2 separate regions of the Homo sapiens genome follow, and region 2 is linked to region 1. Evidence: chromatin contacts called from ENCODE Hi-C data. All regions are on one chromosome and are shown on one strand. The core of a region is the stretch at or near the end of the contact, and the rest is flanking DNA. Distances in the headings are between cores, read along the strand shown. Region 1 holds the start of BACH1-IT2 (BACH1 intronic transcript 2). Region 2 holds the start of HEMK2 (HemK methyltransferase 2, ETF1 glutamine and histone H4 lysine).

Region 1 (5,021 bases), core at 1,419-3,918:
AACTACACTACCAGCTTTCCTGGGTCTGCAGCTTGCAGATGGCAGAGCATGGGACTTCTTAGCCTTCATAATCAAGCGAGCTAATTCCTCATAATTAGTCCATCTGTGTTAGTCCATTCTCACACTGCTATGGAGAAATACCCGAGACTAGGTAATTTATAAAGAAAAGCGGTTTAATTGACTCACAGTTGTGTATTGCTGGGGAGGCCACAGGTAACTTACAATCATGGCGCAAGGTAAAGGAGAAGCAGGCACCTTCTTCACAAGGGTGGCAGGATAGAGTGCAAGCTGGGGAAATGCCAGATGCTTATAAAACCATGAGATATCGTGAGAACTCACTATCACAAGAACAGCTTGGGGGAACTGCACCCATGATCCAATTACCTCCACCTGGTCCTGACCTTGACACATGGGGATTATGGGGATTACAGTTCCTGGTGGGATTTGGGTGGGGACACAGAGCCAAACCATATCACTATCTCTCCCCCTCATCCCCTCTCTCTCTATTAAATCCCTTATTGGTTCTGTTTCTCTGGAAAACCCTGAATACAGTGGGAAAGAGGTAAACCTTTGTGGTTGTAAGCTACTGAGACTTTGGGGTTATTTGTTACTGTAGCATGATCTGGCCTATTCTAATTTATACAGTGGGATTTTTTTTTCCCCCACAAACACTAAGGAAGTAGCATGTGGAAGGCCAGACCTTCTGTTGCCATCAGTAGGGGGGTTTCTGTAGTCTGAGGACCTATGAGCCTTTTGGGTTACCTTTGACTTGCACTTGGGCTTTTATGTTGATGCCAAGCAGTATGTTTATACTTCTCTAAAATGTATTTTTCTCTATATAAATAGTGTTTTTGTTAACTCTCACCGGCTCCAGTCTCAACTTTTGCCTCTAATTTTTCCCATAATATTCACTAACTCTAGTGATAGCTGTCTATGCGCATTGTACTGAGACTAATTCAGAGAGTGGGTTGGATGAACTTTGGTTTGATTTGTACGTAATTGTTAAAAACTGTGTTTAAGAAAACAGTTGTACCCTTGGCAAAACCTGGAAGTCTCTATGTTAACAATTTTCCCAATTTTTGTTTTAGGAAGCCATTCTGCATATTATGTTTTTAAATAAAAGGATTTGACTTTGGGCTGACAATTTAGCATTTAACCACTGTCTCCGCACCAGTTCCACAAGAGCAGGGATTTAGATTAATTGGAAAAACCTCATTGGTTTCTGATGGAGGGGGCATTCATAGAAACAACCTACTGACAACTAAGGAGCTACTGCGATGGGATGGGCAGCCTGCAGCTTCACTCGGTGGGCAGCCTCCACAGGTACTTTAATTCCTCGCTCTTCTGGCCAGGCATCTCTTGGTAAAGGCAGGTAGAGGAAGCAAAGCAATTACCTAGATAATTAAGGAAAAACAAACCTGTATGTGGCAGGTAACTTGGGGAGCTGCTTCTGATTTTCTAGGCAACTATTTTCATTCTTCACTTCTCTGGTGTCAGCAGGAATCTGAGCTAGATCCCAAGAGCAACTCGAACAATTACAATGCTCTCAGTTGGCAAACCCGGCTTCATAGCAACTTCCCTCCTCATTGATCTAGAGTTTGAAATAGCTTTGTCAGATCTCGGGTGTGTTCCTGCTGATTTATGGCAAAATCCCAGTAACAGCTGTGAAAATGTTTGTCCATTTGTGAAACTTCAGAAAGCGGGTCTAGCAAATCATTCTCACCTGGTGATTCTGGGGCAAGGTGAGAACTGTACCCTCACAGGCCGGGTGAATAAGATTCTAGTTGCGGTGGAGGCCAAGGAAGAAGATGTACTATGAGTCAATCTCTCTATGAGGCATTTGCTGAACCTTCCCCTCCTACACCTTCCTACAAGGCAGGTCCGATGACTTTTACTTTACAGATGAGAAGATGGAGCCTCCACAAGGCACATAGCTGGTGAGTGACAAAACCAGAATTCAAACCCAGATCCATTTGATAGTGACATTTGTTTCCACTACCCTAGTGGCTCTGGGGGAAGCCAGGACACCCATATTTTTGTAAAGTCCCGTAGTTGTTTCTAGTGTCATCCGGGTTGGAAACTGTATATTAAGTCAGTGGTTCTCAAACTTTAGCATGCATTAGTATCCCCTGTTAGGCTTGTAAAAACACAGATTGCAGGCCCCACACTTAGATTTCTGACTTGGTAGGTAGGTCTGAGTTGGGAACCAGGAACTTGCCTTTCTAACAAGTTCCCAAGTGATGTTGATGCGGGGGCCTGGGCACTACACTATGGGAACCACCACCGCATTAAGGTGAACTCAGAGCTGAATCTGACATGAAAATCTGCATTAATGGAGATGACATCAGATATCTGCAAAGTCACTTAATAGAGAACGGTTGAGACTAAGTCTTGACTAATATTAAAACTAACACATCTAAAAAGACTATGTCCATCACAGGTGGGTGGTCAGAATAGAAACATTACATAATGGGAAAGAAAATGTAGCTGATGCTATTCATCTAGAAGGAAGAAGTGATGTAAGGGTCAGTTTCCACCTTTGCTTTGAATTCCTTGGACAGCAAGCAACCATATGAGCATTAATTTGATTTATGTTTTTCAGGTATCGTATCTGATTTCAGATACATATGATGGTCTCAAGTGTGTTTTTTACCACCACCACTTTGTAGGCCTGTTGATGCCACTGCTGTTGAAGTCTATGTGAATGGTGCCCCCTGGTGGAAGGAAAAAGGTAGTTTATTACAGTCCGTTGTAAATGAGTGACCTAGCGTTGTTATCATGCTCTGCTCCTAGAGACCACTCCACTCACCTTAAACTAGCGAGCCTGAGGACCGGTCCCGGGGACCCATGAGAACATGATCTCCGAGAGCCCTGCCCTTGAGAAAGGTTCTCCTCAGCAATACTCCAACTCACCCCAGACCTAAAATTTTTTTTTTTTTTTTTGGAGACAGAGTCTTGCTCTGTCGCCAGGCTGGAGTGCAGTGGCATGATCTTGGCTCACTGCAACCTTTGCCTCCTGGGTTCAAGCAATTCCCTTGTCTCAGCCTCCCGAGTAGCTGGGACTACAAGCGCACACCACCTCGCCTGGCTCATTTTTTGTATTTTAGTAGAGACGGGGGTTTCACCATGTTGGCCAGGATGGTTTCGATCTCCTGACCTTGTGATCTGCCAGCCTTAGCCTCCCAAAGTGCTGGGATTACAGGCGTGAGCCACCATGCACGGCCCTAAAATTCTTAAAACGTGAAAATGGGGGAAGATGGTTAACACATCCATATGCTATCATGATATATATCTTTCTTCTTAGTTGTATGGGATGAAATGATGCCAAGATTTTCCTTACAGAGTAGGGATTGTGACTGAAGCCTTTGGACAGGTATTTAGGCCCTTATGAGTGTCCCCTCTTGTCTAGAGAATGGGACGCCAGGAATGTCAGATGCTTTTCAGCCTCTCCCCTGCTCTCACGCCTAGAAACAAGAGCTCCACAAAGGTCTCTCATTCCTCAAGGCTGATGAAAAGCCCAGCAGCTAAATGGCCAGAAGCCTGTCTTTGTGAGAAAGCAAGAAGTCTCTCGGTTTGAACTCTTCGGTCTAGAGACAGATTCTTCTACCAGTGGTGTAAAACCCTAAAGAGGCTCTGCATAAGACCTACCACTGCTCTGTGTCTCATGACACCCTGCCCCCACCACTGGAAGGCCACACTTATTCTTTGTGTTCATGCTTCTCTATGATCTGCAAGTTTCCCAAGAACACCTGGATTCGAAGCTCAAGTCCACCGCTAAATAGCTATGTGACCTAATGTGTCAGATGGTTATAAGGATTACAGAGAAAGAGGTATAGATAGAGCTGGTAGCAGTGACAGACACATCTTTACATCATATAATTCTGACATGCATTATTATTGTAGTTTTCTGTTATTCAGACATACTTGTTAAGAAGGTGCTGGGGACAATTTGTACATGCTGGGTATGAAAGGGCTTGGAAAGTATTTCATGAATGGAGTTGGCATTGAGGAGTCCAATCCATGTACAATGGGTAGAATTAGAAAGGCATTGAGGATAGTGTATTAGTCTGTTTTCAAACTGCTGATAAAAACATACCTGAGAGTGGGTAATTTATAAAGAAAGAAGAGGTTTAATGGACTCACAGTTCCATGAGGCTGGGGAGGCTTCACAATCATGGCAGAAGGTGAAAGGCACATCTTACATGGCAGCAGGCAAGAGAGAATGAGAGCCAAGGAAAGGGGGAAACCCCTTACGAAACTGTCAGATCTTGTGAGACTTATTCACTACCTTGAGAACAGTATGGGGGAAACCGATTCAATTTTCTTTCACCGGGTCCCTCCCACAACACATGGGAATTATGGGAGCTACAATTCAAGATGAGATTTGGGTGGGGACACAGCCAAACCATATCAGGTGGTTACATAAGAGATCCAGTAGAGAGGTGGGAACTCCAGAGGAGATAACTCACCTGGAAAGTAGGCAATCAGGAATATAGGATCCCAGTATGATGAAAAAAAAGGGGCTGTGGGTATGGGAGGCATATCTCAGAGAGAAGAAACACTGCTGTTCATGCCTGTGAAACCCAAGGTTTCCCCTTCCTCTTAAGGGTTCTCTCCCTCTAATGAGAGTTGTTTACACTGCTGATTAGAGACTATTAAGGTCTAGAAATCAATTTGTGTGGGGTTGTGGCCAGCATTTAAAAAACAGAACAGAATATGAAATATCAATGTGCATTGCACATAGTGAGTAAATATTACTTTATGAAACTTTAATCAATTACACATGTACATGTTTATAGGGGTATGATGTAAAGTGTATCATTCCTATGGGTCTTGGTACAAGGAGTTGAGAGCTGCGTCTCTAGTGAATCTACTGGGGTGGGGAGTTTTCTCATGTCTGCTCTTACAAGGTCCTCTTGACTATTTACTTTCCAGGATGGTTTTTCCCCATCAGCCTTTTCTGAGGGTCTGAGTCAGTTTGGGCTGCTATAACAAAGTACCATAGATTGTGTGGCTTAGAA
Region 2 (5,021 bases), core at 982-3,481, 490 kb before region 1:
TGCTAGTGTTATTTCTAGCATATATATTTCTCTAGCATCATCACTCACCTGCAAATATATGAAAATAGAAATTTATAATTTCTGACAACTACTTTGTACTTAATATTGCATAACTCAAAATTACTAATATTTTGGGTACGTAATATAAGTCCATAAAAGTTATCTATTACCAAACATGGCTTTCAGTTAATTTCAACAAACCATTACATTAAAAAGTATGGAAAAATGTTAATCTAGGGTTGGAAATATTAATGTGAAAGACATCATTCCTTCGCACAAGGAGCTCCTAGCTTAGTATTTCCTAAAATAAAGTTTGTATTATTACAAAATTTATTTTTGAAAAAAGTTCCTCTATCATTTTTAATACCTAACATTCATAGAGCCATCAGTATATCCTAGAGAATTAAAAGGTCCCCCAATAATAGAGCAGGACAAAAATTCTTTTTCTGGACAGCTATATGCTAATTGGGAAAATAGTATCTGATCTTTGAATGTTAACCATCTTAGAATGCTGTTAACTATAAAATCTTCATTCTACTGTACTTTATCTTTCCATTAAATTTATTTTCTTGCCTATAATCTTGGAAGTTGCTTCTTTTTTAGAGACAGGCTCTTGCTCTGTCACCTAGGCTAGAGTGCAGTGGTGCCATCACAGCTCACTGCTGCCTTTAACTCCTGGGCTTGCTCAAGTGATCCTCCCACCTCAGCCTCCCAAGTAGTTAGGACTATAGGCACGAACCACAGTGCCAGCCCTCTATAATGTTATACATGCATCAAAAGCATAAATCATCCCCATTAAAAAGATCAGCTTGATGGCATTTAGGGAAATTTTTAGCACTGAACTCCCAAAACAACTACCCAGTGACAAGCTCCAGAGGTTTTAAACTTTTGGAACCAGTCTACACATCTGACAAGTCTTTATTAGGTGGTAGTAAGGTCTGAGAATCTCACCAGGTGGCTTCTCTTTGAAAATAACTATCATGGTCTCATAAATAATTAGAATTCCAAACTAGAAATAACCCAAGACTTTATAACAAAATCAGCTCCTTTTACAGCATACTTTGCAGTGCAATTTGTGCTTGTAAATCTTTCTGGGCTATCTTGAGAAGAAAAGACAAGTTATAAAACAGTACTGTTCCACTGTATATTCCAGTAGATCCAAAAGTTCCATCATCTACAATGAAAGACTAGTTTAATAAGAGCTGGGACATTTTATACTGGAGAAATATGACCAAGTTTAAGAGGGATAAATAAATACAATATAGATCTTTGAAACCTGAAAGCTGTTTGTTCCATCCTGAGAAAACCCAGTTCATCTTATCTTCAAACAAATCTAACAACCCAAATTCCTTACATTTAAAAATCACAATGTCAGTATTCATTCCTTCTGCTATTAATTTAAAATTGATGGCGATCACTTCAATAAATCCATTTAAATAAAGTGCTAGGGTAGACTATTGTCTGCTAGCTGCATGTAACTTTTTTTTGGTAACAATTAAATGAAAAATTCAGTTCCTCAATAGCACTAGCCACATTTCAAGCGCTCTGTAGCCACATGTGAGGACTGGCTGGTGCTAGAGTATGCTATTCAGTGGGTTTAAAAATATTTCCCCACTCCAGTAACACAACTTTCTTTCATGTTTGTTAAGGGTGCTTTCTATGTGCTGAGTAAATCAAATAATACCATGCAATTTTAATATGTAATACTTTAAAAATATTAATAAGCAATGTTTCCGGAATATTTTGTTTCCAAACGTGTTATACTATCGCTTCTCTCAGGGACATGTGTTCTTCAGATTAACAGGCGACAGGAAAAGATACGCCTTTGCATGGTAAGCAGTCAGGGAGCTCATGAGACAGAGCAGCCCCCTGGCAAAGGAGATGCGTCCCCGGCACACTCATTACTTGTAGCTACAGGAAAATTCTCAATTACGGCGTCCTGGCTGTCAATCATCTGCAAGTGGACCCCGCCTGCTCCGGCTCAGGGCGGTGATAGTCACCGTTCCGGCCCTCCTCCACCGCACTTCTTCAGAAAGCCGCAACCCTTTCCCGTCAGAGCCCCTCCCCTCCTCGCACCCTGCCAGTTCGGCAGCCGCTGCCTCCAGCGCGTCCAAAAGCAGAAACGTGTCCTCCGCGGGCTCGTACACGTCGCTGAAGGCGCCGCGGCCCACGTGCCCGTGGAACGGCGTAGCGAAGTTCTCCCCTGCCATAGTCCTTCGCTGCGTTCCATGCGCGTGCGCAGGGCGTGCGCATGCGCATGCGCATGCCCTCACCCTCATGCGCAGGCCTAGGAGTGGGGCTGGCGTCCCGGGCGACCAGTGTGTTGTTGTTGGGTCTTAATTCTAAATTTGTCAGTGGCTCTCCTTGAAATTGCTAAGTAGACAGTTGTATAATCCGTGACTATTGACATTTGCTTTCTTCTTTGGAACATTTAAATTTTATTCTGTGAACTAGAACCTGATAGTGGGCATTCTGAGTTGTTTTTGACTAAGGTGAATGTTCTTTCTTCATTCTAATGATATTTGGAAATTCTGTTTTATTCCTAGTTTGCAAGGATTTGAAAAAATACATAATAAATTTTACTGTTTTTTTGTCAGCTGAACTTTAAGCTTTACGCTATAAAGATGAAGACTTTCCTCGTTTTTTTACTGTACTTTATAAATTGCCTTCCTGATGAATCATGAATGCACTCTTTTTATAAACCTTAAGCAAGATGATGCGGTTTAATACACTGCTGAATTGGGGAGGCTAATAATCTGGCTCCGTTTTTTTTTACCAAGATTACGCTACCCTCGTTATGTGAGTTAGGACACTGTTTCTGGAACATTAGGTAGAAAGCCTTAAAACTGGCTGGGCTTGGTGCCTTTTTGAGTGAATGGATCTTTGATGTTTTGGAACATCTGTAAGTTATTAGACTATTCAAGTATTTGCATTCTTTTTGAGTCAATTTCTGAAATTTGTTTCGCAATGAAACATTTTTACAGCTCGTTTTTTAAATTTGAGAAATAAAAATACAGAAAAGTATTTGAGGTACAAATTTTATTTTATTTTATTTCTACTTATGTATTTTTTTTTTTTGGAGACAGAGTCTCGCTGTATCCCCCAGGCTGGAGTGCAGTGGCGCGAGCTAGGCTCACTGCAACCTCTGCCTCCCAGGTTCAAGCGGTTCTCCTGCCTCAGCCTCCGGAGTAGCTGGGATTACAGGCGCCTGCAGCCACGGCTGCCTAATTTTTGTATTTTTAGTAGAGACGGATTTTCCCCATGTTGGCCAGGCTGGTCTCAAACTGCTGACTTCAGGTGATCCACCCGCCTTGGGCTCTCAAAGTGCTGAGATTACAGGTGTGAGCCTTTAACGCACCCGGCTGGGTTACAAATTTCAAAACCCCAAGTTTTAAACCCAGAAATGACAGTATTTTCTCATGTTTCCTTAAAATATTTTTTAAATACAAGAACTAAAATATTACAAATAAGATGGATGTTCTTTCTCTATTTGCCTTCAGTTTAATTGTGTAACATTCTCTCCAAGGCTCTTATGGATTTAGTGTATGTCCATCTAATCCATGTAAAAACATGGATCTTGTATTTATACGTTTATAAACATTCATATCTTTATAAGCAACATACGGTGTATTTTAAAATTTACATAACTGGTACTAGGTTGGACATATTTTTCAAATTTCTTTTTCAGTCAACATTATATGAGATTTATGTTTTGATATATGGTTAGGTTACTCCTCTTAACTGCCATATAGAATTTTATTATGTAAAAATATGAAAAATATATATATATAGAAAGAGTTGTACTTGATCTCCTGGGTTCAAGCGATCCTCCTCCCTCAGCCTCCTGAGTAGCTGGAACTGGAACCATAGGTGCTCTCGCACCCAGTATTAGGAATATACAAATGTCTTTTTATCCAAAAATACAAAATAAATTATCTGTAGGCATGGACAGTGACAGCAGTAAAACATTATATATTTTGTCACTTGAAACCAGTAACTGATTGTTATAGTGATTTCCTAAACATCTGCTAGCCTTTTCTTCAGTCGTTTTCTCCAGCTGACTTCTCTGAAGTTATTGGTGAGGAATACTGCCTTGGGCTTCCTGCCACAGTTCATTAATTAAAGTAAAACGCTATTCTAATCATTAGAACTTGCCATTTCCCATAACACCTCCCGTTCCACCCATTGCACCCAATACAGGGTCCTTCTCTTTTTTTAGGAATTTCTTTGACTACAACTTCTGCTGTAGTTAACAGGCCACCCCAGCAGCATCCAGTAAAGCACTTCTCACAACCTTTGTTTTGTCAATAATTCCTTTTTTCCACCATATTCACAAAATCTGACCGTGGCATCACAACCAGCTTCTCAGGAACTGCATAATTTTCTGGACTATCAAAGATCCTTCAACACCCGCATTTTTAGCAATAGTCATTGCAGGAATTTTGAGTGTTTTCTTAATAGTTTCTGTACCAATTTTTTGATCTTCATTAGCTGGAGTCAATGAGTCCAAGGCACCAATTCATCGAAGTAGGGTACAACCCCCTCCCAGAACAATGCCTTCTTCAACAGCAGCTCTTGTAGCATTAAGGGCATCTGTAACTCTGTTTTTCTTTTCATTCACTTCAACGTGACTTGTCCCACTAACCTTCAGCACAGCTACTCCATCTGAAAGTTTTGCCAGCTGTTCATTCAGTTTTTCCTTTTCATATTCACTAGTTGTGACATCCAACTGCTCAATGATTTCTTGAATACGTTTTTAAATTTGAGCCTTGTCACCTTTTCCTTTTAAGAGCATAGCATCATCTTTGATCACAGTGACCTCTCCAACTTCTCCTAAGTCATGAGGCTGAACATCTTCAAGATTTGAGGTCAACTCCTCTTCTCCAAACACTGCACCACCAGTAGCAATTGTCATACCTTTAAGGTGGTTCTTTCTATTGTCACCAAACCCTGGAGCTTTGACTGCTACAACCTGAAGACCAAGTTTTCGCCTATTCAAAATGAGTGTACTTAGAGTTTCT

What was found. Hi-C counts contacts between places; a loop is a spot of excess contacts on that map. Pooled maps may share reads with other maps.
Region 2: a pooled map shows a loop between it and region 1 (7-fold over the local background). The contact joins the promoter of HEMK2 here to the promoter of BACH1-IT2 in region 1. A Hi-C loop is called at or near these places in 10 of 50 pooled maps.

What each region holds. Positions count from the first base shown.
Region 1 is chr21:29,369,833-29,374,853 of GRCh38, forward strand. It overlaps BACH1-IT2 (BACH1 intronic transcript 2), which reads left to right and starts at 2,669. Exons shown (of 2, transcript NR_046564.2): 1 at 2,669-2,731; 2 at 3,410-4,148.
Region 2 is chr21:28,883,136-28,888,156 of GRCh38, forward strand. It overlaps HEMK2 (HemK methyltransferase 2, ETF1 glutamine and histone H4 lysine), which reads right to left and starts at 2,232. Exons shown (of 6, transcript NM_013240.6): 1 at 2,077-2,232. The coding sequence starts at 2,210. It also overlaps the pseudogene HSPD1P7. RefSeq lists enhancers at 1,531-2,090, 2,086-2,145, 2,091-2,649.